Linked DNA regions of Homo sapiens: all the other regions are linked to region 3. The links are chromatin loops, found by intact Hi-C in ENCODE. Cell type or tissue: psoas muscle. All regions are shown on one strand. Links, peaks and the distances in the headings refer to the core of each region. The heading gives the core; the rest is flanking DNA. Region 1 overlaps C19orf47 (chromosome 19 open reading frame 47). Region 2 overlaps PRX (periaxin). Region 3 overlaps SPTBN4 (spectrin beta, non-erythrocytic 4).

Region 1 (10,365 bases), core at 980-8,979, 210 kb before region 3:
GGGGAACTCATAAAACTCCAGTAACACTGACTGCCTCTGGAGAGGGGAACTGGATGACTGACGGATCCAGAGTAGAAGCAGAATTGTTATTTTTAAAATAAGAGATGCCCAAAAATACATAAAAATTAACACAATGAATACCATGTGCCTACCGCCCAGTTTTAAAAACCATTACACCAGGCGCAGTGGCTCACACCTATAATCCCAGCACTTTGGAAGGCCGAGGTGAGCGGATTGCTTGAGTCCAGGACTTCAAGACCAACGTGGGCAACATAGCAAGCCCCCTTCTCTACAAAAAAACCTGCAAAAATTGGGCCGGGTGCAGTGGCTCACGACTGCAATCCCAGCACTTTGGGAGGCCGAGGCGGGCGGATCACCTGAGGTTGGGAGTTTGAGACCAGCCTGACCAACACGGAGAAACCCCGTCTCTACTAAAAATACAAAAAAATTAGCCAGGCATGGTGGCGCATGCCTGTAATCTCAGCTACTTGGGAGGCTGAGGCAGGAGAATCGCTTGAACCCGGGAGGCACAGGTTGCGGTGAGCCAAAATCACGCCATTGCACTCCAGCCTGGGCAACAAGAGCAAAACTCGGTCTCAAAAAAAAAAAAATTAGCCAAACGTGGTGGCACGCACCTGTAGTCCCAGATACTCAGGAGGCTGAGGTGGGAGGATCACTTGACCCTGAGAGGCGGAGAGTGCAGTGAGTTGAGATCGCACCACTGCAGTCTAGCCTGGGCGACAGAGCAAGACCCTGTCTCAAAAAATAATAATAATAAATAAAAATAAAAAATAAACACAAGGAGCCCCACTGTCTTACCCCACACCTTGCGCTTTCACAGGCTCACACTTCCTTCAGGTGGCGGAGTCCCTCACATGATGCAGTGAAGGGAGATGTGGAGTCTTGCTGGGTCGCCCAGGCTAGAATGCAGTGGCACAATCTCGGCTCACTGCAATGTCTGCCTCCTGGGTTCAAGCGACTCTCCTGCCTCAGCCTCCTGAGCAGCTGGGACTACAGGCCTATACCATCACGCCTGGCTACATTTTTGTATTTTTAGTAGAGACAGGGTTTCACCATGTTGGCCAGGCTGGTCTGGAACTCCTGACCTCAAGTGATCCACCTGCTTTGGCCTCCCAAAGTGCAGGGATTACAGGTGTGAGCCACCATGCCCGGCCCAATTTGCTTTTTTCACTCAGTGTTTTAGTTTATTCATATTGATATGTGCAACATTAGTTCATTTTCATTGATGTACACTATCCCACATCCAATATGTAAAACATAATGCATCCAACACTGGTGTCTTATTTTCCAACATGACCACAATGCGAGTTCTCATCCCACATGCTCTTCTTACAAGGAGATGTTGACTTCCTCTTACTGAGAAGTGGGATCTATCATGCCTCCTCCTGAATCTGATGGGCCAGTGACTGTGGCAGAAGTGAAGCCCTGTGGCTTCCAATGCTAGGTTAGAAAAGGCCATACAGGGCTGGGCATGGTGGCTCACGCCTGTAATCCCAGCACTTTGGGAGGCCGAGGCGGTCGGATCACGAGGTCGAGATCGAGACTATCCTGGCCAATATGGTGAAACCCCATCTCTACTAAAAATACAAAAAATTAGCCAGGCATGGTGGCGGGCGCCTGTAGTCCCAGCTACTTGGGAGGCTGAGGCAGGAGAATGGCGTGAACCCAGGAGGCGGAGCTTGCAGTGAGCTGAGATCGCACCACTGCACTCCAGCCTGGGCGACAGAGCGAGACTCCATCTCAAAAAAAAAAAAGAAAAGGCCATACAGTTTCCTCTGGCTCTCAAGAAGCTCCTTCTTGAAACCCAGCTGCCATGCTGTAAGGAAGCACAGGCCACAGGAAGAAGTCATGTGTAGGCATTCTGGCTGGCAGCCCAAGCTGGGCCCCAGATAAGTGCCAGTACTGGTTAACCACCAGGTATCTGAGGAAGTTTTAAGACGACACCAACCTCAGCCAACATCTTACTAAAATCACATGAGCGCCCCCAAGTGATAACAGCCTAATTAAGTCCAGTCAACCCCTGGGACTATAAGAGATAATAAAATGATTGTTAATTTAAGCCACTAAGTTTTGGGGTGATTAGTGATGCATTAGGTAACTGGAACAACTATGCCACAATCTGTCCATTCTCCAGTTGCTGGATATTTGTTTCCACATTTATGCTATTACAAACAGCACTGCTGTGAACATTCTCATACATGTCTTTTGCATGTACGTGGAAGTTTCTCCAGGGTATATATTTGCTAGGAGAGTAACTGCTGGGTTGGAAAGTGTGTCACCTTCAACTTTACCACAACCTACCAAACTATTTTCCAAGATGGTTGGTACCAGCTTACATTCCATCAGCAAAGTATATCCTCCCATTACTCCAAATCTTCCCTAACACTTGAGACTTAAGGTTTTTGCCAGTCTACTGGGTGCACAATGGTCTTATTTCATATCCTTTTAAGGACTGGAATTTTGTACTGTTCCCATGAATTAATCCAAAATAAGTGCTTAAACCTATAGTAATGTTGCTTTTTTAAATTTTTTATTTTTTCGAGACAGGGGCTCACTCTGTTGCCCAGGCTAGAGTGCAGTGTCGTGATCACAGCTCACTGCAGCTTCTACCTGTTGCGCTCAAGTGATCCTCCTGCCTCAGCCACCCAAGCAGCTGGGACTACAGCCATGCGCCACCACGCCGAGCTAATTTTTAAATTTTTTGTAGAGATGGAGTTTCACCATGTTGCCCAGTCTGGTCTGGAACTCCTGGGCTGAAGAGATCTGCCTGCCTTGGCCTCCCCAAGTGTTGGGATTACAGGCATGAGCCACCATGCCCAGCCCGCTTTTCCTTTTTAAGAATGATTTACACATTGGGGTTCCATATTAAGGCTTCATTTTCTAAAAGGGAGTTGTCACTGGGTATGATGGCTCATGCCTGTAATTCCTACAATTACAGGCAAGAGGCAGGAGGATCATCTGAGTCCAGGAGTTCAAGGCTGCAGTAAGCTACGATTGTGCCTCTGCAATCTGGCCTGGGTGACAGAGCAAGATCCTGTCTCCATAATCCCAGCTACTCGGGAGGCAGAGGCTGCAGTGAGATTACACCACTGCACTCTGGCCTGGGCAACAGAGGGAGACTCTGTCTCAAAAAAAAAAAAGGTATAGAAAAAAAGAAGGGAGGCTCCAGTAGCAGCCAAGCACATCTCATGCCTAGATCTTGGTTTCCACCACTGTTCTGCAATTAAAAGGACCAGGCTCCTTGGAAAAATGGTTGGCTCCAGGACTGGGGCAGGAAATATTCAAGATGAGCCTGCAGCATCTCTAGAGCCTGAAAGTAAGGACACAGTAAAAACAAAAACAAGGCTGGGTGCGGTGGTTCACGCCTATAATCCCAGCACTTTGGGAGGCTGAGGCGGGCAGATCAACTGAGGTCAGAAGTTCAAGACCAGCCTGAACAATATGATGAAACCCCATCTCTATTAAAAATACAAAAATTAGCCAGGCATCGTGGCATGTGCCTGTAATCCCAGCTACTCAGGAGGCTAAGGCAGGAGATCACTTGAACTCAGGAGGCGGAGGTTGTGGTGAGCTGAGATTGCACCATTGCACTCCAGCCTGGGCAACAAGAACGAAACTCCGTCTCAAAAACAAAAACAATGGGAGTATAACAAGTCAAAGGGACTCTGGAACCAACTGAAAGAGCTCCCCATGGCCAAAGTCAGACTAATGTGAGTGACAAAATAAAGAAAGTAACGTTGGATGATAACCTCAAATACAAAGTAAATATCCCTGAGTCCAAACTCATAAAAATAAATGACTAAGTTACTAAATGAGGAGAAGAGACACATTTCCTTTGCAGAAGAATTCCAAATAATTTATGTAAATCCCTTGCCCCCAAGGAGATGGAGCATAAACCCCCCAACTCCTTACATGCAGGCTGTGCAGTGAATTCCTTCCAAAGAGGACAAGGTGTAAAGGGAGAAAGAAGAGTAGCTTTACAAAGTGGAGAAACTTGACAAACAGGTGATCAGGATGAACAAAAACAGTGGTGAATCATGTGGTCAGTGTGTCCCCTTGATATGTGATGAAATGACACTTCCCCTTTGAGGTCTTCCTCCAAAAAACACGTAACTCCAGTGTAATCATGAGAAAAATATCAGACAAATCCCAGCTGAGGGGCATCCCATAATATGTCTGACCAGAACTCTTCGAAACTATCAAAGTAGGCATCAAAACCAAAGAAAGTCTGAGCAACTGCCCTAGCCAAGAGGAACCTAAGGAGACACGACAACTCCTTACTTGTCAATATAAATGTCTGGAGCCAGAATGTTATCAAATTTGATAACATAATGTCATATGAGATCCTGGAACAGTAAAATACATTAGGCAAAACTAAGGCAATCTGAATAAACTATAGACTTTAGTTAATACTAATGGATCGATATTATTTCATTAATTGTGACAAACGTACCACCCCAATGTCAGATGTCATTAATATTAGGAGTAACTGAGCGTGGGGTATACAGCAGCTCTCTGCACTATCTTCTCAATTTTTTCTGCAACTCTAAAACTATTCTAAGGCCAGGTGTGGTGGCTCATGCCTGTAATCCCAACATTTTGGGAGGCTGAGGTGAGTACATCGCTTGAGCTCAGGAATCTGAGACCAGCTAGGGCAATATAGTGAGACCTCGTCTCTACAAGAAAAAAAACAACTGGCCGGGCATGGTGGCTCACGCCTGTAATCCCAGCACTTTGGGAGGCCGAAGTGAGCAAATCGCCTGAGGTCAGGAATTCGAGACCAGCCTGGTTAACACGGTGAAACCCCATATCTACTAAAAATAAAAAATTAGCCAGGCATGGTGGCGCATGCCTGTAATCCCAGCCACTCAGGAGGCTGAGGCAGGAGAATTGCTTGAACCCGGCAGACGCAGGCTACAGTGAGCCGAGATCACCCCACTGCACTCCAGCCTGGGCGAGAGAGTGACACTCCATCTCAAAAAAAAAAAAAAATTTAAATTAAAAAATTAGCTGAGCATGGTGGCAGGTGCCCGTAGCCCCAGGTACTCAGGAGGCTGAGGCAATAGGATCACTTGAGCCTGGTAGGTGGAGGCTACAGTGAGCTGGGATCATACCACTGCACTCCAGTCTGGGTGACAGAGCAAGCCCCTATCTATAAATGAATAAATAAAGCTGTTCTAAAAATAAAGTCTATTACAAAAAAAAAAAGAGAGAGAGAGAGAGAGATTTAGCCCTGATTTTGCAAAGGGAAATGTCTCCTCTGCTGCAGGACCCCGACAGGCCTTCAAAGTTGGGTCTATAGTTGCAGCACTTGCCAAACTAACTCAGGTCAGATGCCCAAAGGAGGGGTGGAGGTGGCTGCAGCTCAACTCTTGGCTCATCTCAGCAGCAGGGGGCTTGGGCACTGGAGAAAGGGGGGCTGAGGCTGGCCCAGGCCTTGGCCACTTGCCACAGATACTGCTAGTTTGCATCTGGCTTTAGTATCCACTGATGTGGGCTACCAGAGGAAGGGATGTGTCCAGAGGTGGCCTTGTCTCAGGGCGACCATCCACACAGAATCACTCTGCTGGGCTGCTGCAGGTCTGGTTCTGCCATTCAGCATGAGCCCTGGGCTCGCTGCACCACCATCTCCTCATCCGTTTATGGGATGAGAATAGGAAGACCCTGCCTTTTATGATGTTGCCCTCAGGATTCGACAAGTCCAACAACTTAGCCAAGCGTTGATTTAGTACTTCCTGGCACACAGGTGGTAGTCAACGTTAGCTCTCAGCATCCCCTGACCCAACTCCTCCAGCGGTCTCCAGCTGGAAGAGTCCAACTGCTCTTCATTCCTTTATGAAATGGGGTGGTCACTGTGTAAATAAATCACCTGAAGGATGCCAATCATCTTGGAGGAGAGGCTAGTTCAGATCTGCAACGGACTCATCACCAGTATTTGCACTTAAATAATGTAATGTAATAATGTGTTCTTCGAAGTCACCCCTGAATTGATCCCATGTGTAAGGAAAATTGTTCATTCTAGGACTACTTGTAATAGCACGAGGTAGGAAACAACCTGAATTTCCTTCAAAAAGGAACTGGTTAAATAAATTAGACTACTAAGACACGTGTATGCTTGTACATGGATCCTATATGCTCCTCTGCTGTGTGTGTGTGTGTGTGTGTACATCTCACTGGAAAGATTACACAAGAAATTGGTTAACATTTGTAGTCTCTGAGGAAGGGACTAGGGGGCTAGGAGACATGGGAAGATACTTTTCACTGTAGAGACTTTTGTATCTTTTGCATTTTGAACCATGTGAATGTATTCTTAATTTTTTTTTTTCGAGACAAGAGTCTTGCTCTGTTGCCCAAGTGGAGTTGCAGTGGTGCGATCACAGCTCACTGCAGCTTCAACCTCCTGGGCTCAAGGGATCCTCCCACCTCAGCCTTACAAGTAGCTGGGAATACAGGCATGATCCACCAAACGTGGCTGTGAATGTATTATTTATGCTCAAAAATGCCTAACAGACAGGGCATGGTGGCTCATGCCTGTAATCCCAACACTTTGGAAAGCTGAGATGGGAGGATTGCTTGAGACTAGTAGTTTGAGACCAGCCTGGGCAACATAGAAAGACCCTGTCTCTAAAAAACTAAAAGTAAAAAGTGCTTAATAGAATCAGTGAAAAAAAAAAATCTACCCCTGTGGGTCATGGCTGTTGGGGCGGGCTCGGGAGAACTGCCAAGTCAAATGTATAACGGGTGGGCCACTGTGACTCTGGAGCAGCTGGGAGGTGGAGGCGGCATCGGCTCAGGTCACAAGGATGTGGCTCTCAAGGCGAGCAGCATCCTAGCTGCAAATGCTTCCTAGGACAAGCCAATAAGGTTGGTGCGGACATCTACACATGGACAACTCTAGAGAGTCCAAATCCACTGTTTTTTTTTTGTTTTTTTTTTTGAGACAGTCTCACTCTGTCGCCCAGGCTGGAGTGTAGTGGTATGATCTCTGCTCACGGCAACCTCCGCCTCCTGGGTTCAAGTGATTCTCGTGTCTCAGCCTCCCAAGTAGCTGTGATTACAGGCGTGCACCAACACACCGGCCAATTTTTGTATTTTTAGTAGAGATGGGGTTTTGCCATGTTGGCCAGGCTGGTCCTGAACTCCTGACTTCCAAGTGATCCACCTGCCTCAGCCTCCCAAAGTGCTGGGATTACAGGCGTAAGCCACCATGCCAGGTCCAAAATCACTGTCTTAAGACCTCCGCCTTGACCCTTCTCCAAAAGGGCTATGTTTCAAATCTGCTATCAAGGCAGCCCAGGTGGCTGGGTGCAGTGGCTCATGTCTGTAATCCCAGCACTTTGGGAGGCCGGTGAGAGAGGATCACTTGATCCCAAGAGTTCGAGCCCAGCATAGGGTACATAGTGAGACCTCGTCTCCATAAAATATAAAATAAAATAAAAATTTTTAAAAGGCACCACAGGGTAGGGATTAACGGGCAAGGATTCTGAAGTCTGCTCCCTGGGGTCAAACTCAGTCCTGCCACCCGCCAGCTGGGTGAGGCCTTCAGCAGTTAACTCCCCTCTCTGTGCCTCTGTAAAGCGCAACAATAAGAGAATCTCCCTGGCACAGCTAAACCCTGTGTGGTAAATTACCTATATATGTTTTTATATCATTGCAGTTCCTATTACACATTGAGAAATTACCATGGCTCTTAAATTTAGCAACTGGAACTCTTCCAGTTCACCCCAGCAGTTGTTAAAATTACCTATGAAGTAGAATCAGAGGAAATTATTAGGAAACAAAGAAGGCTGAAGCTCAGCAGGGAAAGTGCGCATGTGTGAGCTCTTCCTGGTGGCAATGACCTGAAGGGGCGGCCCCTGGAATCTGAGGGCCAGCATTTGCTGTCCTTTGAGGTCAGGCCTCAGCCAGTCTCAGGAGGGTCTAGCCTGGGCCCCCACAGAGAAAGGCATCTATTACTGCTCTCTACAGTTGTCCCTCATCCTGAAGTCCGGCCCTTCACACCCCATCCCCAGTGCCTGGGACACTGCATGACACACAGTCAGCCCCCAATATGACGTAACTGAAAAACTGAAAATAATGGATTTAGGAAGATGAAAGAAGTTCTGGAGATGGATGATGGCGAAGGGTACACAACAGTGTGAAAGTACTTAATGCCACTGAATGGTACAGTTTAAAATAGTTAAAATGGTCCAGGCGCAGTGGCTCACACCTGTAATCCCAGCACTTTGGGAGGCTGAGGCGGGCGGATCACCTAAGGTCAGGAGTTCGAGACCAGCCTGGCCAACGTGGTGAAACCCCATCTACTAAAAATATGAAAATTAGCTGGGAGTGGTGGCAGGTGCCTGTAATCCCAGCTACCAGGGAGGCTGAGGCAGGAGAATAGCTGGAACCCTGGAGGTGGAGGTTTCAGTGAGCCAAGATCATGACATTGTCCTCCAGCCTGGGCAACAAGAGCAAAACTCTAACTCAAAAAAAAAATAAACAATAAAAATAAAATAAAATGGTTAAAATTGTAAATTTCACGAGGTATATTTTCACACAATGAAAATAAATAAATAAACGGATGAGATCTAGTCTCATCTTTACCTGCTCTCTCATTAATTCTCCTCCAACCCCCTGACCTCTCCTAGGCTGTCTCTTTTTGTCAGTTCCTGTTCTCTAAACAGGGAAAGGGCCCCAGATTCCCTCCAATCTCTATGATCCCTTTCCAGCTGGTATTACCAGGCCCTTGGCTTTTTTTTTTTTTTTTTTTGAGATGGAGTCTCGCTCTTGTTGCCTAGGCTGGAGTGCAGTGGCACGATCTCAGCTCACTGCAACCTCCACCTCCCGGGTTCAAGCGATCCTCCTGCCTCAGCCTCCTAAGTAGCCGGGATTACAGGCACCTGTCACCACACCCGGCTAATTTTTGTATTTTTAGTAGAGACGGGGTTTCACCATCTTGGCCAGGCTGGTCTCGAACTCCTGACCTTGTGATCCACCCGCCTTGGCCTCCCAAACTGCTGGGATTACAAGCGTAAGCCACCACGCCCAGCCAAGGCCCTTGGCTTTGATTCCAGCTGTACCCTGCGCACTGTCAGCAGCCATGAACCCCCAGCCCAGGTGTCCGCCTGAGCCCCAGCGGGGACCCTAACAGGCGCAATGCAGTCAGAACACAGCTCCCTCTTCCTTGACCTTCCTCCCGTCTCCCCTTCTCTGTTAACAGCCGTTCCCCCAGATGCTCCGGTCTAACATCTAGGCGGGCCCTATGATTCTCATCTTCTCTAGCCCCAACTTCCAACCCATCAGCACATCCCACAGCTCTTCCTCCAAAGCACACCCTAAGCAGCCCAAGCGGCCCTCTTCCCTGCTCCCCACTGCCATGCCCTCGCAGCCATCCTGGCTTCCTGCCTGGACTGCTGCAGTGGCATCCACCCCAGCCCTCCCAGCCATTCCTTCTCCTCACAGAAGCCAGAGCGATGATCCTAAATGAAACTCAGCTCAGCACATCCCAGCTCCAAATCCTCCCGATCCAGCACTCCCGGGTCACTGTGCACATTCCTCCTCCTTGATCACAACACCCCCAGCCACCTAGCCCCTGCCCACCCACCTCTGCCTCATGCTGGAGGCAGGGCCCACCCTCACCCACAGCCACCAGCCTTCTTCCTGTTCCTTGTCCCACCTCAGCACCTCTGCCCCTGGCTGTCCCTCTGTCTGAAAGCTCTCCTCCTGAACTTCATGAAGCCACATTCCCAACTTGGCCTCCATGTCACCCCTTCTGCAAGGCCTTCCTATCCACAACCACTGAAGCGGCCCTGGCCACTTTCTCCCACTCCTCAGATTCCTTGGCCAGCACCACCGCTTTACCTACACCCCATCCCTGGAGAGGCCCTGCTCACTACCTGCTACCAGCTCCTAGGACAGGCCTGGCTCAGGGGCGCTGTGCAGCAGGGAGGGGTGGGCGACCAAACCAGTGGAAACTCATGGTCTCACAAACGGAGCCCATCATTTGGAAAGGTGCCAGCAGGCAGGTGAAATCCATGGGGGGAGGGGATAGAGTGACAAAACCACTACGGCTTATTGGGGGCAGGGGGCGGCCTAACTGAATGGTGACTGTGGCCATTACTCCCCCTGACTCAGGGCTTGCAGCAGGGACATGGACCATGTGTGTGCAGGAAGCCTGACCTTTAGAGACACAGCCCAATCCTCTGCCACCATCCCCAGCCCAGCTGCGCATAGTGTGAAACAGTCCTGCAACTCACCCTGAAGGAGTGGGGGAAATGATTTGAAAGTCACAAAAATATATTAAAACAGCAGCTGTCTTCACTCTAGGCACTGGCCTCCCTTCCCAGTGCCCCTTGCCCACCA
Region 2 (10,365 bases), core at 429-8,428, 120 kb before region 3:
TTCCAAGGTGCTACACCCTCTGGAGCGTCTCTGGGAGTTCCTTGTCAGTCTCCATAGATGTTTGCTTTCCCTCTCCCTGATTTCTTTCTTTCTTTTCTAAACAGTCTCACTATGTTGCCCAGTCCAATCTCAAATTCCTAGGCTCAACTGATCCTCCCACCCCAGCCTCCCAAAATGCTGATATTACAGGCGTGAGCCACTACACCCAGCTTTCTTTCCTTTCTTTCTTTCTTTCTTTCTTTCTTTCTTTCTTTCTTTCTTTCTTTCTTTCTTTTTCTTTCTTTCTTTCTTTCACCCAGCTTTCTTTCCTTTCTTTCTCTTTCTTTCTTTCTGTCTGTCTGTCTTTCTTTTCTTTTCTTTTCTTTTTTAGATGGAGTTTTGCTCTTGTTGCCCAGGCTGGAGTGCAATGGCGCGATCTTGGCTCACTGCAACCTCTGCCTCCCGGGTTCAAGCGACCCTCCTGCCTCAGCCTCCTGAGTAGCTGGGACCACAGGCATGCACCACCACACCCAGCTAATTTTGTATTTTTAGTAGAGACGGGGTTTCTCCATGTTGGTCAGGCTGGTCTCGAACTCCCGACGTCAGGTGATCTGCCCGCCTTGGCCTCCTAAAGTGCTGGCATTACAGGCGTGAGCCACCGTGCCCAGCCCCTCCTCTTTTTTTTTTAAGACAAGATCTCGCCAGGTGCGGTGGCTCATGCCTGTAATCCCAGCACTTTGGGAGGCCGAGGCAGGTGGATCACCTGAGGTCGGGAGTTCGAGACCAGCCTGACCAATATGGAGAAACCCTGTCTCTACTAAAAATACAAAATTGGCCAGGCATGTTGGCACATGTCTGTAATCCCAGCTACTAGGGAGGCCGAGGCAGGAGAATCACTTGAACCCGGGAGGCGGAGGTTGCGGTGAGCTGAGATCGTGCCATTGCACTCCAGCCTGGGCAACAAGAGCGAAATTCCATCTCAAAAAAAAAAAAAAAAAAAAAAAAAAGACAAGATCTCACTCTTCACCCAGGCTGTGGTACACTGGTGCAATGACAAATCACTGCAGCCTTGAACTTCCAGGCTCCAGCGATCCTCCTGCAAATGCAGGCCCGTGCCACCACACCCAGCCTCTCTGGCCTCTTAAAGACACACTACCCCAGACCTCAGGACTTGGACCTCCTCTCTGTCTACATGCTCAAGTCACCCCTTGGGAATTCTTGGGAAGTTCATCCAGATTGAGAAGTTAAAAGACCATAAATCTGCTAACAATTCCCAAGTATATCTCTCCAGTCCAGCACTCTCCCCTCCACCCTAGACTCACATCCAACATCTCCATCATATCTCCACCTGGGTGTCCCACACCACACCTCTCCTTTAACAGATCCAAACTGTACTCCTGGTCTTTCTTAGTACTAGCCTCAGTGTGCTCCTTTTGAGGGACCAGCAACTCCATCCTCAGGTCAAAAATCCCCAGATCCATCCTGGACAACCCTCTTTCCATCATACCCAATATCCAGTCCTCAAAGCTCCTCCTTCAAAATATATTCAGAATCCAAATATATATATACCTCCAAAACCCTTTGGTCCTGAGCATCCTCATCTCTTACCTGGATAATCACAGTAGCCAGTTTGTTGATCTCCCTGCTCCTAAACCTGCCTTCATATATTCTACTGTTTGTTGTTGTTGGCCTTGTTTTTGAAACAGAATCTTGCTCTGTTGCCCAAGCTGGAGTGCAGTGGTGTGATCATGGCTCATTGCAGCTTCAGTCTCCTGGGCTCAAGCGATCCTCCCGCCTTGGCTTCCCCGAGTGCTGGGATTACAGGTGTGAGCCACCCAATGCTTGGCCATACTCTACTGTTAATGCAGCAGTTCAGCACAGTCAATTCACGTTTCTCCCTGCTCACAGCCCTCACAGAATAAAAGCCAAAGTCTTATAAAGCCCTCTAAAAAGTGTCCTCCCCTTACCTCTCTGGCCTTCTCTCTTACTCTCCTCTTCACTAACTCAATTGCGTAGACACTGGCTTCCTCACTGTTTCTACCACAAGCTAGGCATGGTCCCACCTTGGGGCATTTTTGCTGTCTGTTCCCTCTTCCAGATGGCCTCATAGCTTGTTCCCTTACCTCCTTTAGCCTTTTCACCCTTTCCAGCCCACCCCTTTTTTTTTTTTTTTTTAGGCGGAGTTTTGCTCTTTCGCCCAGGCTGGAGTGAAGTGGCGCGAACTCGGCTTACTGCAACCTTAAGCAATTCTCCTGCCTCAGTCTCCTGAGTAGCTGGGATTATAGGCGCCTACCACCACACCCGGCTAATTTTTGAATTTTTAGTAGAGACAGAGTTTCGCCATATTGGCCAGGCTGGCCTCGAACTCCTGACCTCAGGTGATCAGCCCACCTCAGCCTCCCAAAGTGCTAGGATTATGCACCCAGCCAAGCCCACCCCCATTTAAAAATGCAGCTGTAGGCCGGCCTCGGTGGCTCACGCCTGTAATCCCAGCACTTTGGGAGGCCGAGGAGGGCGGATCACGAGGTCAGAAGATGGAGACCATCCTGGCTAACACGGTGAAACCCCGTCTCTACTAAAAATACAAAAAAAATTAGCCGGGCATGGTGGCGGGTGCCTGTAGTCCCAGTTACTAGGGAGGCTGAGGCAGGAGAATGGCGTGAACACGGGAGGCGGAGCTTGCAGTGAGCCGAGATCGTGCCACTGCACTCCAGCCTGGGAGACAGAGCAAGACTCCGTCTCAAAATAAATAAATAAATAAAATAAAATAAAATAATAAAAATGCAGCTGTAGCACATTGTCCTCCTGGCAACTGTAGCACTTACTGCTTTCTAATTTACTAGGTATTTTACTTAATTTGCTTAAATATGTCTCTCCCGGCTGGGCGCGGTGGCTCACACCTGTAATCCCAGCACTTTGGGAGGCCGAGGCGGGCAGATCACGAGGTCAGGAGATCGAGACCATCCTGGCTAACACGGTGAAACCTCGTCTCTACTAAAAATACAAAAAATTAGCCGGGCGTGGTTGTGGGCGCCTGTAGTCCCTCCCAGCTACTAGGGAGGCTGAGGCAGGAGAATGGTGTGAACCCGGGAGGCGGAGCTTGCAGTGAGCCGAGATTGCGCCACTGCACTCCAGCCTGGGCAACAGAGCGAGACTCCGTCTCAAAAAAAAAAAAAAATCTCTCCCCACTGGAATGTAAGCTCCATAAGTGCAGGGACTGTTGTTCAGTTTTGTTCACGGCTGAAGCCCAAGCAGCTAAGATAATGTCTGACATAGGGTGGGGCACGGTGGCTCACGCCTGTAATCCCAGCACTTTGGGAGACTGAGGCGGATGGATCACCTGAGGTCGGGAGTTCGATACCAGCCTGGCCAACATAGTGAAACCCCGTCTCTACTAAAAATACAAAAATTAGCCGGGCGTGGTGGAGGGGACCTGTAATCCCAGCTACTCAGGAGGCTGAGGCAGGAGAATCGCTTGAACCAGGGAGGCGGAGGTGGCAGTGAGCCGAGATCGTGCCATTGCACTCCAGCCTGGGCAACAAGAGAGAAACTCCGTATCAAAATACATAAATAAATAAAGTCTGAAATAGAAGGCACTAATAAATAGTTGTTGCATGAATAAATCACGTCAGCTTCATCCATATCCTAAAACATCCTTTACTCTTCCCAACCCCTCTAAGTGGCTCACTCCACCCTTTTCTCCTGCCCCAACAACAAAAACATTTACTAGCACTCACATAGTTAAGCACTATGTGCCACTTAGCTATGTGCTAAGTGTTTTCACATACTGACTCGTTAAATCCTCAATACATAATAACCCCATACTAGAATAAGTCCCATTTCAGAGATGAGAAAACTGAGGCACAGAAAGATCACAAGCTAGTAAACGGGGGATGTGAAATTCGCACCCAGACAGTGAACCTCCGGAATTTGCTGTGAACAGTCAGCAAAGCCCCGCCCCAAGCCCTTAACCCCTCCTGGTCGCCGGTCACGCCCCCATCCCCCGGTCAGTTTCAGCCTCTCTTTGGACCCAAGGCAGATTCCTAACCCCGCCCCCGCAGTTCGACCCCGCCCCACACCCCGGGCCCGCCCACCTTCCTGCAGGCTGAGGCTCCTGGCGGCGGGTGAGTCCTCGCGCAGCTCCCGAACGAAGATTCCCTCTTTGCCGCCGCCCGCTACGTTGATGCCGCTGACCCCGGTCTGCGCCTCCGTCTCCACGATAATTTCCACCAACTCCGCCCGCCTCAGCTCCTGCAGAGGGCGGCGAGGTGTCGCGTTGGGGCTCTAGGGCCGGACCTCGCCCAGAGCCCGCCATTGCGCTCAACAGTGGCTCATATACATATATATGTTTATATATATTTAGAGACGGGGGTGGGGGACGGTCTCGCCACACTGCCCAGGCTGGTCTCGAACTCCTCCTGGGCCCAAGGGATCCTCCCGCCTCGGCCTCCCAAAGTGCTGGGATTACAGGCGTGAGCCACCGCGCCCGGCCAAAAGCGGCTGTTCAGCGGGCCTTCAGGGCACACGCCCCTCGGCGCTGCCCTCGCAGGACGTCGGGGCACACCCACTCCGGCGTCTCCCCTTTAAGCAAGCCTGAGGGCAGCTGGCTTTCTAGGACCCGCGGAACGGTTAAACAGCTCCGCGGGCCGGCTGGCCTCTCCGAGGCCCTGGAGCGGCAGCCGAAAGGGGTTAGGGGAGGAGACGGGGTTGTAAGGGGAGGGACTGCGTCGGAGTGGGCTGGAGATAACTTGAGTTGTGATTGAGAGGCGGGACCAGGATCGTGGGGGCGTGGTCAGGTCGGGAGGGCGGGGCTGGGGGGGGTTGGTGCGGGTAGGAGGGGTAAGACAACACAGGCCTGAGAGGAAGAGCCAAATGGGGTATAGAAGGGTGCAAAAGATAGGAGAGGAATGTGGCCAGAGTTTATGGGAGGTTATTTGGAGCTGGGGCGGAGACCCTTATTATTTTTTTGTTGGGGGAGACAGGGTCTCTCACTCTGTCCCCAGGCTTGAGTGCAGTGGTGTGATCATGGCTCACTGCAGCCTCCACCTCCTTAAACTCAAGCAGACCTTCCGCTCCGGTCTCCCAAGTAGTTGGGAACATAGGCACGCGCCACCACGCCCAGCTAATTTTTAATTTTTTTTTTAAGAGACAGGGGTATCACTGTGTTGCCCAGGCTGGTCTCAAACTCCTGGCCTCAAGAGATCCTCCTGTCTCAGCCTCCCAAAGCACTGGGATTACAGGCATGAGCCACTGCATCTGGCCCGGAGACCCATATTCTACAAACTGAATTTAACTATGGGGGAGGGGCTTTAATTACAGCAGAACAAGAGAATAGTTGAGGATGGGATTCTGAGGAAGGGGCTGGCTGGACCTTCAAGCCCTCTGGGATTGGGGGGACAGGGAGTGGGATTTGCCTCCCTGCAGGCTTGAATGTGTGTGAGAATGTGCTCTATTGTAAATTCAATGACCCGAAGACCTGTGAAACGCCCACAGGAGAGGGAATCCAGTGAAGGGGGTCTGCGTGGGTAATGAATGGGACTGGGAGACATGGCATTCCCGGTATTTACTGTAAATGATGCAGATTGGACCTGGCCCAGAAGCCACTATGGGATTCACAATAGGGCTTCCCAGAAGAGGCAGTGACAAACCTGGATCCTGTCTAGGAATCCAATCTGCTGTGTGTCTTAGGAAGAATCTTGCCCTCTCTGGACCCACTTCCCTGCTGCAAAATAGGGTAACATAGGCATACTGGAAGGAGGTTGCAGTAGGGATCTGAGAGGACACTGTCATGGCCAACGCACTGGGGCCAGCACGGACTGGAATTGAGCCCAGGACTTGGAGGGAGAGCAGGTCTAGGCCAGATGCCCCACAGCAGTGGCCCCAAGGGACTAGGGGGCTGAGCAGGGCAGTCTGGGTAAGGAGAGTTGTGGCTGGGACTGTAGGGAACAGCATGACCACCAGTACCGCCCTTTGGCTCAGCAGGCCCTGGGCTCAGCATTTTATGTGCAGAATCTCTTTTTTTTTTTTTTTTTTTTTTTTTTTTTTGAGGCGGAGTCTCGCTCTGTCACCCAGGCTGGGAGTGCAGTGGCACAATCTTGGCTCACTGCAACCTCCACCTCCCGGGTCAAGCGATTCTCCTGCCTCAGCCTCCCGAGTAGCTGGGATTACAGGTGCACGCCACCACGCCCAGCTAATTTTTGTATTCTTAGTAGAGATAGAGTTTCACCATGTTGGCCAGGATGGTCTCGATCTCTTGACTTCATGATCCACCCGCCTCAGCTTCCCAGAGTGCTGAGATGACAGGCATGAGCCACCGCGCCCGGCCTCTTTTTTTTTTTTAAGAGTCGGAGTCAGGCCAGGCGCGGTAGCTCACACCTATAATCCCAGCACTTTGGGAGGCCAAGGCGGGAGGATCACCTGAGGTCAGGAGTTCAAGACCAGCCTGGCCAACATGGCGAAACTCCATCTCTACTAAAAGTCCTAAAATTAGCCAGGCGTGGTGGTGGGCGCCTGTAATCCCAGCTACTCGGGAGACTGAGGCAGGAGAATTGCTTGAACCTGGGAGGCGGAGGTTGCAGTGAGCTGAGATCGCACCACTGCACTCCAGCCTGGGTGACAAGACCAAGAATCCGTCTCAAAAAAAAAAAAAAAAAGAGTCGGAGTCTTGTTTTGCCCAGGCTGGTCTCCAGCTCCTGGGCTCAAGGGATCCTCTGGCCTCAGCCTCCCAGAGTGTTGGGATTACAGGTGTGAGCCATCGAATGCAGTCTGCAGGATCTCATTTCATCCTCTCCCTATAGCCTTGGGCAGTCACAGAGGAGGACACTAAGGCCCAGAGAGGTAAAGTGACTTGCCTAATGCCCTGTAGCAAGTTAAGCGGCTGGGCCTCAACCTTAGGTCTGTGACCCCAGAACTCATAGGCCATCCTGTGGGCAGAGAACTCCTGGCGCTGTACCCACTGCCTCTCGCCCCCAGTAGCAGCTTGGCCCCTGTAACAGTAGACCCGCTCTGTGCCTGGTATACAGTAAGACATGGTCAATGCCAATCCACCATCTCAGTAACAGTGACAGCAGCTGTCATTCAAAGAGGCTTCCTCAGCACCAGACTCTGTGCAAATGGCTCAAGCGGGAGTTCTCAGAGGTGGAGATCATTACCTCCATTTCTTTTTTTTTTTTTTTTTTTTGAGACAGAGTCTCACTGTGACCCTCAGGCTGGCATGCAATGGTGTGATCTCGGCTCACTGCCACCTCCGCTTCCTGGGTTCAAGCAATTCTTCTGCCTCAGCCTCCCGAGTAGCTGGGACTACAGGTGTGCACCATCATGCCCGGCTAATTTTTGTATTTTTAGCAGAGATGGGGTTTCACCGTATTGGCCAGGCTGGTCCCGAACTCCTAACCTCAAGTGATCCGCCCGCCTTGGCCTCCCGAAGTGCTGGGATTATAGGTGTGAGCCACTGCGCCCAGCCCCATTACCTCCATTTCAGTGGGAAACTGAGGCTGAAAGAGGTGAGATCATCTGCCCAGGGCCACACAGCTGAAGTGGTAGGGTTGGGATTTGAGCCATGGGTCCAAGCCCATGTCCTTAACTCCTACATTATATGCCCTTGTGTGTGTGTGTGTGTGTGTGTGTGTGTGTGTGTGTGTGTTTAGACAGGGTCTTTTTTTTTTTTTCTTTGTTTTTCTCATTTATTCTTTCCACACAGGAGACTTAATGAGACAGGATCTTGCTCTTTCACCCAGGCTGGCGTGCAGTGGTTCAATCATATCTCACTGCAACCTCAACCTCCTGGGTTCAGGTGATCCTCCCACCTCAGCCTCCTGAGTAGCTGGGACTACAGGAATGCACCACCAAACCCGGCTCATTTTTTTTTCCGGTAGAGACAGGGTCTTCCTATGTTGCCCAGGCTTGTCTCAAACTCCTAGGCTTTAGCGATCCTCCTGCCTCGGCCTCCCAAAGTGCTGGAATTCCAGGCCTGCGCCACTGCACCTGGCATATGCTGCCTCTTCTGATGAAGGGTTTCTGCCGGATTTTCTTCAGCTCCTTATTAATTTAGCTCCTTTGTGCGCCAGTGATTTCACTGCCTTGAGTCTTAGCCTGTGCCAGATGCTGCACTAAGGACATTACATATGTTAATTTTCTTCTCCTCACAGTGACCCATAAAATAGACCCTGTTATTATTTCCATTTCACAGATGGAGAGAATGAGGCACAGAGAGGCCAGAAAGTGTCTCCTTGCTGCCCTAGTCTGTGCCTCCCCATTGCCCTCAAGTGCGCCTTGCAGGACACGTGGGCACTCACCTCGGCACTCCGGCTCCTGGCCTCCATGGCGTTGCTGGGAGGCACCTGCACCCCAGGCTCCTGTGTCCTCTCCCCTTTCTGCTGCAGAACCAGCTTCAGTTCTGCATGGAGCAGCTGCCTCTGAGCCTGTGGGAGGACAGCAGTGGAGGCTTGAGGCCAGTAGGGGACGAGAGGTGGAGGCCATGCTTACAGGGAGAAAGCAGGGTGGGTATTAGAAGGGGAGAAGGGCCCCCACCCCAGCTGTCCTCTCACCGCTGCCTGGGTGCAGGCACTTCCTCCTAACAGGAGCCCAGCCCGAGGTGCCGCACAGCTGTCTGCAGGGCTCACGCCCTTCCGTGGGGTTCTTGCTGCCTGCCAGGGAAAGGCCAGGATGTGAAGCTCCAGGCAGGCGAGGAAGGGGTGGGGAGGGGCATATGGCACCAGCCTGCGCTCACCTGAGGGTCACCTCCAGCTCCTTGGGCCTCCTGGGTCCGGCGCTCTAAGAAGAATAATGTGAGCAGTGTTATTGGCTAACAGCCACCGATGACTTCCTGAGTGCCTGACCCTGCTGCGTTCTGCTGATACCCTATCCCCGTCGTGCAGGTGGGAAACTGAGCCTCAGAAGACCTTTACCCAGGATGACTCAGCTGGACAACACACGGTAAAGCCAAAACTGACTCCGAGGCCTGTCTGGCAGCAGAGCCCCCGTGCCAAAGATCTTGGCCAACTGAGGGGGCCAAATTCACTAAAAAATAATTGCTATTTGAGACAGGGTCTAGCTCTATTGCCCAGGCTGGAGTGCAGTGGTGCAATCACGGCACACTGCTGCCTCGGTCTCTGGGCTCAGGCGATCCTCCCACCTTGGCCTCCCGAGTAGCTGGGACCACAGGTGCATGCCACAACACCCGGCTACGTTTTTGTTGTTGTTGGTGGTGTGTGTGTGTGTGTGTGTGTGTGTGTGTGAGAGAGAGAGTTTTGCTCTGTCACCTAGGCTGGAGTGCAATGGCGCGATCTTGGCTCACTGCAGCCTCCAACTCCTGGGTTCAAGTGATTCTCCCGCCTCAGCCTCCCGAGTAGTTGGGACTACAGGCACGCACCTTGGGACTACAGGTACGCACCGCCATACCCGGCTATTTCTTGTATTTTTAGTAGAGACGGAGTTTCACCATGCTGGCCAGGCTGGTCTTGAACTCCTGACTGCAAGTGATCAGCCCACCTTGGCCTCCCAAAGTGCTGGAATTACAGGCATGAGCCTCCACACCTGGCAACACCAGGTTAATTTTTTAAATTAATTTGTAGAGATGGAGTCTCCCTAGGTTGCCCAAACTGAGCTCCAACTCCTGGGCTCATGCTATCCTCCTGCCTCAGCCTCTTGATGCTATAAAATAATTATAGCCACTCCCATGTACTCCCAGTGAGCAAATCACAGCTCCTCTCTGTGCTTCAGTTATGTTGTCTATAAAATGTGGAGAATAAGAGCTTTTACCTCGCAGGGCTGTTCCGAGGCTCAAATGAGTTAATAAGTGTAAAGTGCCAGGCACCTGGCAGGTGCTTTATAAATACTTGCTATTATTATTATTATTATTATTATTATTATTATTATTTTGAGACAGAGTCTCGCTCTGTTGTCCAAGCTGGAGTGAAGTGGTGCGAATTCGGCTTACTACAACCTCTGCCTCCTGGGTTCAAGTGATTCTCCTGCCTCAGCCTCCCAAGTAGCTGGGATTACAGGTGCCCACCACCACGCCTGGCTACTTTTTGTATTTTTAGTAGAGATGGGGTTTCACCATGTTGGCAGGCTGGTCTGGAACTCCTGACCTCAGGTGATCCACCTGCCTCAGCCTCCCAAAGTGCTGGGATTACAGGCATGAGCCACTGCACCTGTCAGGCCATTATTATTACTAAGAACTTCCTATGGCCCTGACCTTGTGTCGAGCGCCCCACATGCTCCACTGCACATGGCCCTCAGCACAGCCTTGTGCAATCAGCTACTACTGAGCCCATTACAGAGGAGACACCTGAGGCTGGGGGAAGGGATGTCACTAGCCCAGGTCACAAATGGTCGAGCCAGGACTTGAATTTGTCTGAAGGCTCCAGCCCTTTATCTGGGTAG
Region 3 (10,365 bases), core at 1,577-9,576:
AGTGGGATAGGGCTGGGGTGGGAGTTGATAAATTTGGCAGGTTGGTCAGAGACCTGAAGAAAGTGAAGGAGCCAGCCATGGGGGTATCTGGAGGGACAGACTCCCAGGCAGAAGCACCAGCATGGGCAACAGCCCCGAGGTGGGACCACAACTGGAATGTTCTATGCTTGCAAGGTTGCGGGGAGTGGTGGCAAGCCAGGCTGGCAGCCTCTCCCAGGTCCTGGAATGGAATGAGGCTGACCTTTGCACCACGCTCCCTCCTCCCCAGGAGATGGCGCTGTCTGGTGCGGAGCTCCCGGGCACAGTGGAATCGGTGGAGGAGGCCTTGAAACAGCACCGTGACTTTCTCACCACCATGGAGCTGAGCCAGCAAAAGATGCAGGTGGCCGTGCAGGCTGCAGAGGGCCTGCTGAGGCAGGGCAACATCTACGGGGAGCAGGCTCAGGAGGCTGTGACCCGGCTGCTGGAGAAGTAGGTCCCCTAGACCCATCCACCCCAGGGAGGGGGCAGAAGATGGGGCCCAGCATAGGGGAGTGGTGTGGGAGGCCAGGGTCCCACTCCTTTCATCACGATTTCTGCTTCTCTGGGGCTCTTTCCTATTTCTATTTAATTCCATGTTGTCTTAGATTTGATTTAAGTGGATTTTTTTTTTTGAGACGGGGTCTCACTGTGTTGCCCAGGCTGGAGTGCAGTAGCACGATCTCGGCTCACTGCAACCCTCACCTCCCAGGTTCAAGTGATTCTCCTGCCTCAGCCTCCCGAGTAGCTGGGGCTACAGGCATGAGCCACCACGCTGGCTAATTTTTGTATTTTTAGTAGAGACACGGTTTCACCATGTTGGCCAGACTGGTCTTGAACTCTTGACCACCCACCTTGGCCTCCCAAAGTGCTGTGATTAGCGGCATGAGCCACTGCACCTGGCCTTAAGTGGATATATTGTGAAAAGGTAACCTGAGGCTGTCAACCCAAAAGATACAGAAGGATATACAATGAAAGGTTTCTTTCTTAAGTCTGCCCTGAGCATGGGATAGCTGGTCCTGTTGTTAAAATGTTAGGCTGGGTGCAGTGACTCATGCCTGTAATCCCAGCACTTCGGTAGGCTGAGACGGGAGGATTGCTTGTGCTGAAGAGTTCCAGACCAGCCTGGGCAACATAGTGAGACCCCTTCTCTAAAATTAAAAAAAAAAAAAAAGCTGGGCGTGGTGATGCGTGCCTGTAGTCCCAGCTACTCTTGAGGCTGAGATGGGAGGACTGTTTGAGTCCGGGAGATTGAGGCAGCAATGAACTGTGATCATATCACTGCAGTCCAGCCTGGATGACACAGCAACATTCTGTCCCCCCTCCAAAAAAAAAATGTGTTAACTTACTTCCCTAGATGCCTCATTATCCATCCTGCTCTTCTGCACCCTCCTTGGGAACCCCCAGACCTCCCCAGATCCAGCAGCTAGAGGCCAGGCACAGGTGTGTTCCAGCTTTCCAGATGGGACAGTGTCCCCTGCCAGGCTGGTTGTCAAATATTTTGCATAAGCACCTCTTCCTGGCCCCAGCCACTCTAGGAAGCATGCAAAGTGAGTGTCTGCATGTCTCTGTGTCTCTCTCATCTCTTGAACCTCATTGTTCTCTGCTTCTGTCGCCATCTGTCTCTTGCCACCACTCTCTTGTCTGTCCTTGCACTAATCAAGCGAAGATATTTATTGAGCATCTACTGTGTGCCAGGCACTATTGTAGGTAGGCACTGAACAAAACAACACCACCACCTCCAGCCATCATGGGAAGTCCTTTCTCATCTTCCAGACCCAGTTCTGTCTGTCATTAGAGCTGTTTCTGCTCCTCCTGGTGACCCTAAATTTCTCCTCTCAGGCTCTCTGGCTCTCTCCGGCATGATCCAGGCCAGAAGGGGACCCAGTACCCCTCCTTCTGTCTTCCCATCTCCTGACAGAAAGCATCCCTGGTCACTTCACTGTGCCACCCCCAGCCCCAGGACCGCTACCCCTTTTCTGTTTACGGCTCAGACATCCTTTCCCTAGATTTATCTGGGGCAAGGCAGCATGCTTCTAAAGGAAACTTTTATGGGAATTCTGTTCTTGAGGATGCAAACTCATCATTTAGTGCCCCCTTTTCCATCCAGGCCTGGATCCTTCCTTTGTTCCACTTTTTTTTTTTTTTTTTTTGAGACAGGGATCTTACTCTGTTGCCCAGGCTGGAGTGCAGTGGTGCAATCATAGCTCACTGCAGCCTGGAACTCCTGGGCTCAACCAACTCTCCTGCCTCAGCCTCCTGAGTAGCTGGACTATAGGTGTGAGCCACTGAGCATGGCCTGTTCCACATTTCTTGAGCACCTGCTGCATGCCAGGCTCAGCAAAACGAGGAGGAGGAGCCCGGGGGACTGTTCATTCCATGATTCATTCATTCATTACTTTTCAGTCATTCATTAATTGCTCCTTTCACTCTATTGTTTATTCACTCATCCTCCAGTCAATTAAACATGTACTGAGCCCGTGCTCTGTACGGAGTGGGGGTGTGTTCACAGAAATGACCAGGACAGAACATGATTCCTGCCTCACAGAGCTCGAACGTTATCTGACAAGGATGGCCCAGAATGCTCGGGGCTGGGATGGAGGAAGTCCAGGCAGAAAGGTCAGGGCCCGGATGGGAGACGTGCAGCCGCTGTGGGAGAGGCAGCATTTGTCCCAGGCTTGTGGTGGGTGAGGTGTGGTCACAGAGGGATTGAGACGGACTAATCTCTGCACCTTCCCACCATCCCAGTCATTTATTTGTCTAGGGACACATTTCCCACCCTGTGGGAGGAGTGGGAGGAGTGGGAGGAGTTTCCACATCCGCCAAGGGGGCAGAGCCATACAGAGCTGGGGACTGGGGCCCTGGGGCCCTGGGGGTCTTAGACCTGGCTTCACCCCTGAATCCGTGACATTCAGGGCAAGTCACTTAGAGCTTCAGCTTGCCTGGCCCCTCACCTGGAACCTGTGTGTGAGGTGCTGTTCTTTTTTTTTTTTTTTTTTTTTTTGAGATGGAGTCTCACTCTGTCACCCAGGCAGGAGTGTAGTGGCGCGATCTCGCCTCACTGCAACCTCTGCCTCCAGGGTTCAAGCTATTCTCCTGCTTCAGCCTCCTGAGTACTGGGATCACAGGAAAGAGCCACCATGTCCAACTAATTTTTGTATTTTTGGTAGAGACAGGGTTTTGCCATGTTGGCCAGGCTGGTCTCAAACTCCTGACTTCAAGTGATCCACCTGCCTCGGCTCCCCAAAGTGCTGGGATTACAGGCGTGAGCCACCGCGCCGGCCGCTAGGTGCTGTTCTTATCTGCGTTTTGCATGTGAGGCTCAGAGGGGAAAACTGACTTGCCCAGAGTCATGGCCAGGAAGTGCCACAGCCTAGATTTGAACCCTGTTGCTTTCTTTTCTTTTCTTTTTTTTAAAGACAGGGTCTTGCTTTGTTGCCCAGGCTGGAGTGCAGTGGTGCGATCACTGCTCACTGCAGCCTCAATCTCCTGGGCTCAAACAATCCTCCTGCCTCAGCCTTCTGAGTAGCTGGGACTAAAAGCATGTGCCACCTTGCTCGGCTAATTTTTCATTCTTTTTTTGTAGAGATGAAGTCTCACTATATTGCCCAGGGTGGTTTCAAACTCCTGGGCTCAAGCAATCCTCCTACTTTGGCCTCCCCAAAGTGCTCGGATTACAGGCGTGAGCCATCGTGCCCGGCCTACTCTGTTGTTCTTTCACCCTCATGGAGACTCAGGGTCTTCCTCATCTCTAGGACTGATGCTTGACAGTTTGGCTGCTGAAGGCCTGGAAAGATTGATTTCAGCTCAATTTCAGAGGCATTTTATCTTTCCTGGCTCCTAAGCTAAGTTGGGCAGGAGGCAGTCAGTGCTTCGCTTGCTTGTCTCAGGCCCTTCCTGTTCCTTCTCTCTGGTTCTGTCTCTGCAACTGTCTCCTATACACTCTGTCTCTTTGCTTCCATCTATCCATCTATTTCTGTATCTCTGTTTCCTGCTCCCTCTCTGTTTTTCTCTCCGTTTTTCTCTCCCTCCATCTGCACCTCTCTAACCCTGTCTTTTCTGCCTCTGTCTTTCACAGATACTGTACTTTTGTTTCTCCCATCTTTTTTCTCTCTGCCACTGTGTTTCTTGCATTCATTCATTTAACAAATATAAGTCGAGCGTGTACTGTATGCCAAGCCCTTTTTCTAAGCATTGGGGACACATCTATGAACAAAACAGACAAAAATCCCTGCCCTCATGGAAATGATATATCCTAGCATGGGAGACAGCCAAGATAAATAAGTAACATATAGCACGTGTTAGATTGCGTTAAGTGCTAAGGAGAAAATTAAAGAAGGGAAGAAAGCCAGAAAGTGTTGGGGAGTGGTCAGGAGGGACCTCACGAAGAAGGTGATCTTTGAGTAGATGTTGGGGGAAGGAGCATTCCCAGCAGAGGGAACGGCTAGTGCCAAGGGCCTGAGGCTTGCTCAAGGCACAGCGAGAAGGGCAGTACAGTTACCACAGAGTGAGGGGGAAGAGTGCAAGGAGAATAAGAGTTTGGAAAGGTGGGGGTGTGGGGCCTGGTAGGTCAGAAAGGCCTCTGAGATTGGCCGAGTGCAGGAGCTCACTCCCATCCCAGCACTTTGGGAGGCCAAGGCGGGTGGATCACTTGAGGTCAGGAGTTCGAGACCAGCCTGGCCAACATGGCGAAAACTCGTCTCTACTAAAAATACAAAAATTAGCCAGGCCTGGTGGTGGGCGCCTGTAATCCCAGCTAGTTGGGAGGCTGAGGCCGGAGAATCGCTTGAACCTGGGGGGTGGAGGTTGTAGTGAGCCGAGATCACGCCACTGCACTCCAGCCTGGGCGATGGAGCGAGACTCCATCTCAAAAAAAAAAAAAAAAAAAAAGGACTCTAAGGACTCTCATGGAGACCCTGGGAGGATCTCTAAGGACTCTCATGGAGACCCTGGGAGGATAGTCTCATTCTCTCTCTCTCCCTGGGGGAGACAGATAGCAACAGGACAGGGATGCATGGGAGCCCATGTGGGATGCCCCAGCCCCATCCACCAGGCCTCTTGGGCACTTTGCCTTGCACTGTGGGCAGGAGGCCAGACTGCCCGGGGCCCATGGTCCCAGCCGGCTCCAGAGTGGTACGGCCTGGGTCCAGCCTGGTCAGTTCAGTCAGGCCAAGGGCCTCGCTCTGCCTGCAGGAGTGCCCACTTCAGCTTCTCTGCGACTCTGCTGTCATCTCTCCCCACACTCTGCTCTCTTCCCTCTCTCCAACTCTGCGGCCCCCTGGTCTGTCTGTCGTCTGTGGGGCTGTCTTTTCCTGGTGGCATTTGCCACTCCTCTGCCTGTCTCTCTCTGGGCTGTCCCTGACCGGACTCCTCCTGTCACTTTCCCTCTCTCTGCCTCCTCTCTTTCGTCGTCTGCTGCTCCCTGAGTTTCTTTCTGGCTCTGCCTTGCTCCATCTCTTTTCTCGTCTTTTTTTATTCTCTCTCTCGCTCTCTTTCTGGTGTCTCCTCTCACTTTCTCGTTTGTTTTGTTTTGTTTTTGTCCCTAGGTATGTCTGTCTTTACTTCTCTGTTATCTTTCTCTCTGGACTTGCCTTTTTTTCTCTCCGTCTATATCTCTTTCTTTCTAAGTGCCTGTCTCTGCCTCTCCCTTTCTCTTCCTCTGTCTGTCTCTCTCTCTGCCCTTCTTCAGCCCCGTCCCTGCGTCCCTGGCTTTGCCCCACTAATTCCTCCCTCTCTCTTACATATTTTCCACGCCCTTCTTCCCCTACCCAGCCCAGTGCCCTCACAGTCCTACTGCCAGCGCCGCACCCCCCAACCCGGGGCCTTTCCCCAGCCCTTATCTCCCCATCCCCAGGAACCAAGAAAACCAGTTACGGGCCCAGCAATGGATGCAAAAGCTACATGACCAACTTGAGCTGCAGCACTTCCTCCGAGACTGCCACGAGGTAGGAACTCCAGGTGTGCTGGGGACGGAGACATCCCCTTTAGTCGGGAGGGAAGTGCTTCTCGGCCGAGGTGGGGGTGGGGACGCCCCGTCTAAGTGGGTCGCGGAGCGATGCTCGCTCTAAGCCGCCAGGGGGCGCGCGGAGCCGGGTCTCAGTGCGCATGCTCCGCAAGTCCCTGCCCGCCCACGCCGACTCCGGGAAACGAAGGAGGGGCCCCGGGCGCCCCTGGCAACCGCGCGTGTCCGCGCCTACGGGTCCCGCGGGGACGCGCGCTGATCTCACCTTTCTCTCCTGAGATTTGTGAGAATCGCTCTACCCCAGGAGAGGGGCGGGGCGGGCGGTGGGGATAAGGGCCGAGGGCCGTGGGGGGGCCAGCGGCCCTGCGCCCTCCTGCAGCCAGCGATGGCTCTGAACCAAGCCCTCGCCCCTTTAAAGGTGTTCAGTAATCAAGCCCCTTCCCTTAGGGATGATCTGCACACATTAGGGACGATCTCCCCTAATCCGAGATGGTCCAGGCCCCCTTCCTTATTAGTGACGGTTCAGGAGACCTGCTGTCTTCCCCTCCTTCCCTTGCATTCCATAGAAACGATTCTAGACTTTGGCCACATTAGAGATGGCCTAGTAAACATTTTCCTAAACCCTAAACAGAGCTAGGCCTGGCCCTGAGCCCCTCCATCTGTGTGACCCAGGATCATCCCCTCCTCCATCATCACCCCGTACCTAAGTTTCTTCCAACCAAAGCTGGTTCAGGAACCAGGTCTAACCCCTAAACCCCTCAGCCTCAATTAAAGACGATTCGACCCTCCCCCCTATGTTGAACACCCATGGGAGATTGTTCTCTCCGCACACGGAATAAACAAGGGCCTCCATACCGTGCCCCCCTCCCCCATAACTGGGGTAGGCCGGGACTTGAGCCACTGGAGGAACCCCCTGTTCCCCCTCGCCCCCACTGGAGATTGTGAGATGTTCCAGGTCGCCCTCCCATATCCCCTGTCCACATGTGGTGGCCAGGAGCCCGAGCTTCTTCCCATTAGAGATGGTTCAGGAGGCCCCCACCCAGCCCCTCACCATAATCCCCACTCCCTTAGTGAGGCAGTCCAAGCCCCAGGCGCTCCCTCCCGGCATTAGATTTGGTCCAGGAGCACCCCCCATCCCTCATGAGATTGTTCTGGATCAGGCAGCAATCATCTGAGATGGCGCAGAAGCCCCCCACCCGAAGCCTTGGGGCGAGTGGTGGTTCCTCCTGCACCCCCACCTGGGGCCCCGCAAAGAGGCGGGCAGGGAGGCAGGCAGGGGGCGCACGCGGGCGGGCGCGCGGCCGCCGCGCGGGGGCGAGGGAGGGGGCGCGCGGCCGCCGGAGCCTCAGCCTTCGCCGCCGCTGCCGCTGCCGTCGCAGTTGAGGGGCGAGCACCCGCCCGCCCGCTGCAGGGACGCCCCGCCAACGCCACTGCCGCTTCAGGTCTCGGGGGCGCCCAGGGGAGGGGGTTGGCGCGCACCCCGCGGACGCAGACAGGGGAGGGGGCTCGGGCGCGTGCCCGCCCGTCGTGGCCGCGGGAGGGAGGGGCGGGGCGGCGCGGGGGCGGGCCGGGCAGGCGCCCGGACCCCCACCCTGGGGGAGGGGCAAGGACGCCGGGAGCTGTCCGCGGTGCTGGCGCGGGCGGGACTGAGGGGCCGGCCCCCAAGGGAGGGGAGCGAAGCGGGGGGACTTCTAAGACCACTTCTAGGGTAATCTGGATTTGCCCTAAGGGTTCAGGGCGTCTCAGCCTTTCGAGGGGGGGCTCTTCTCCGGGTAATGGGGCATCTAAGATTTGCCCTGGGGTTGGGGGTTTCTCAACCTTTTGGGGGGTTTCTTTCTTGTTTTGGGAGGATCTGTATCAGCCTTGGATGATGGAGGTGAATCACTTTTGGGGGGCTCTGCCTTGGAAGATGAGGGGCCTTGGATTTTCTCTGGGTCTAGGGGGCTCTGACTTTGTGGGGCTTTTCCTGGGTTGTTGGATAGTCTGGTTTTGCCCTCCATCATGAAGGAATCACTTTTGAGGGGGCTTTACTTTGAGGATGGGGTACCATCTCTTTAAGGGCTCTGCTTTCACTGCGGGCTGTGGTTGCCGTTGGACTCTTCCCTGCACGTCGGGAACCTGTGAATTGAGTTGGGGGGTTCAGCACTGGACTTGGTTCTAGTGTGTGTATGAAGGAGTGTGATGCTGTCCTGGACCCCTGGGGAGCACATGCTCAGGGGACATGGGCTGGGGTTTGGCCGGCTGGGGATCTGGGATTTGTCCTTGGCTATGACTGCATTTGCCTCCCGGGACCGCGGAGCTGGAGTCCAGTGTTTGTTTTTTTTTTTTTTTTTTTTTTTTTTTTTTTTTTTGCAGGAGGGAGGAGGGAGGATCTTGTGACTGGAGTGGGGAGGAGAAAGGGGAGGAGCAAACTGTTTCAGGTGCCAGGTTTGGTCATGAGTGGGGAAGTTCTGGCTTGGAGGATAAGTCTGGTTTTTTACTGGAGGGGGTTGGGGGAGGCTCAAAAAGCAGCCTGTGATTGATCCTCTCTAGTGCCGTGAGAGGGGCCCACTCTTGGTGCTTGCGTTTTGGATGACTGGTTTTGTTGGTGGGTAGGAGGACTAGAACTGGCTTTAGTTGTAGGGGTGGGGGTGCTGGCCGGGCTTGGGAGGTCCGATCTGATCCACGATGGAGAGTCTGTGGCTAGATTTTGGGGTAGACTGGTTTGGAGAGCCAGAACACAGCTTTGTTTTTCACATTTGGCTGGGGTTGGCTTTGGTTGAGGGCTAGAACTGGTCATGGTTTGGGGATCTATGGTCTTAGAGTCCCAGGGCTAGAACTGGGGAGCCCTGTGGGCTCATTAGGGGTGCTAGATCTCGATTATGGAGGATGGGTCTACTCCAGATTAGAGGGTTAGTTTAGAGAGAGCTAGAGTTGGCTTTAATTGGGAGGTTGTTTGGGGGGTTTATCTGGCCATACTGGAGGAACTGGGGCTAGATATGGGGGCTTCATTTGATACCCTTGGGAATGGGTTGAGGCTCTTGAATTGGTCCTTATTGGGGGGTGGCTAAGATTGAATGAAGTGTCTAAGTGTTGCTATGGGAGGGGTGGTCCTGGGGATGAATTGGGAGTTAGCTAAATTGGGTTGGAGAGCTTGTTTTGGGGGGGGTGATCTGTCCCCAAGTCTAAGAGGCTGACTGGCCCTGCCTTGGGGGCTTGTGGGGAGTTGAGGAGGGCTTCCCTCAGGACAGGGGACAGGGGAGCAAAGGATTGGGCATTCTGGGGACCCTTCCATCCATCCTCTATCCAGGAAAGAGCTTGAGCTGCACCCACCCCCAATATAAAGGCCTCACTTGCAAAGGTTTTTTCATCCTTTCCTATTCCTTCCACCCATACACCCTAGCAGCCCAGGCCCTGAACCTGGGACTTCCTGAAGGGATGGGGGGCTGTGGCAGGTTGAGGGGACCAGCTGAGCCCTCCTGCCCTGTTCTGCACAGCTGGATGGCTGGATCCATGAGAAGATGCTGATGGCGCGGGATGGCACGCGGGAGGACAACCACAAGCTGCATAAGAGATGGCTCCGGCACCAGGCATTCATGGCCGAGCTGGCTCAGAATAAGGAGTGGCTGGAGAAGATCGAGCGGGTGAGGAAGCTGATGGCCCCTCTGCCTGTGCCAGGTGCAGGAGGCCTCCAGGGAGCCCACGTCTCACCTGCTGCACCCGCTGCTGCCATCCTGCTGGTCTTACACCTCTGGACTGACTCAAATCAGCTCCAGATCTGCTCCTAGCTATGTGGCTTTGAGTGATTCATGTAACATCTTTGAGCCTCAATTTGCTCATCTGTAAAGTGGCCAGCATCTCTTCTGAATGGTGCCTGTATCCTACTGTTTGTTAAATATTTCACTTCTTAATATAACCTCCTCTACCAGGTTCCTTCCATACCATTTGGGGCATTTAAGATGGAAGGTTGGGGAGATGGGCTGGGACAGACCCTGGGAAGCCCAGGGTTAAAGTAAACTTTGGATTCTTAGAGCCCTGGGTTCTAACTGTGTCTATGCCTGTTACCAGCTGTGGGGCCTTAGGTAATTGTGTTAACCTCTTGGAGCCTCAGTTTGCTGTTCTATAAAATTAAGGAAATAATAAATATAGCTACTTCCTGGGCTCTGTGCACATAAAGTACTTAACACAAGGCCACGCACCTAAGAGCTGTAATTACTGTGGTCTTGTTACTTTTAATACTTAATGTTACCTAAGTAGCTCTGGGCCACTAAGAACCTTGACTTCAGTCTTGGAGGGACTGAGGTAGATATTTGCTCTAAGCCTCAACCCTCAGAACTTCCCCCTCCTCTGGCTGAACCCCTAGACCTGTAGCCCTGGATATACACACTTTTCTGACTCACACAGAG

The links. Peaks named below come from ENCODE experiments on the same cell type or tissue, not always from the same donor. Only the 100,000 strongest peaks of a DNase experiment are listed, where the experiment ranks them.
Region 1: it touches region 3 in a loop (2.3-fold over the local background); 45 of 110 quality-filtered maps call a loop at or near these places.
Region 2: it touches region 3 in a loop (2.4-fold over the local background); 3 of 110 quality-filtered maps call a loop at or near these places.

The regions. Positions count from the first base shown.
Region 1 is chr19:40,310,782-40,321,146 of GRCh38, forward strand. It overlaps C19orf47 (chromosome 19 open reading frame 47), which reads right to left. Exons shown (of 9, transcript NM_001256441.2): 9 at 8,755-10,365. Among named protein-coding and RNA genes, the nearest start is that of AKT2, 31 kb to the left of the region's middle. In psoas muscle, for the core only: no CTCF peak of the experiment used is centred there; no DNase peak of the experiment used is centred there; H3K27ac peaks cover 1,624 bases.
Region 2 is chr19:40,399,633-40,409,997 of GRCh38, forward strand. It overlaps PRX (periaxin), which reads right to left. Exons shown (of 7, transcript NM_181882.3): 2 at 8,708-8,751; 3 at 8,526-8,624; 4 at 8,274-8,399; 5 at 4,074-4,230. The coding sequence starts at 8,300. Among named protein-coding and RNA genes, the nearest start is that of PRX, 8.6 kb to the right of the region's middle. RefSeq lists silencers at 3,888-4,057, 4,968-5,017 and enhancers at 4,098-4,317, 8,498-8,627, 9,854-10,365. In psoas muscle, for the core only: no CTCF peak of the experiment used is centred there; DNase peaks (open chromatin) are centred at 4,019, 4,709 and 5,826; H3K4me3 peaks cover 1,125 bases; H3K27ac peaks cover 1,054 bases.
Region 3 is chr19:40,523,169-40,533,533 of GRCh38, forward strand. It overlaps SPTBN4 (spectrin beta, non-erythrocytic 4), which reads left to right. Exons shown (of 36, transcript NM_020971.3): 17 at 269-471; 18 at 5,873-5,963; 19 at 9,457-9,603. Among named protein-coding and RNA genes, the nearest start is that of SHKBP1, 49 kb to the right of the region's middle. RefSeq lists silencers at 156-451, 6,010-6,329. In psoas muscle, for the core only: CTCF peaks have their summits at 6,090 (motif pointing right) and 7,206; a DNase peak (open chromatin) is centred at 6,153; H3K4me3 peaks cover 1,079 bases.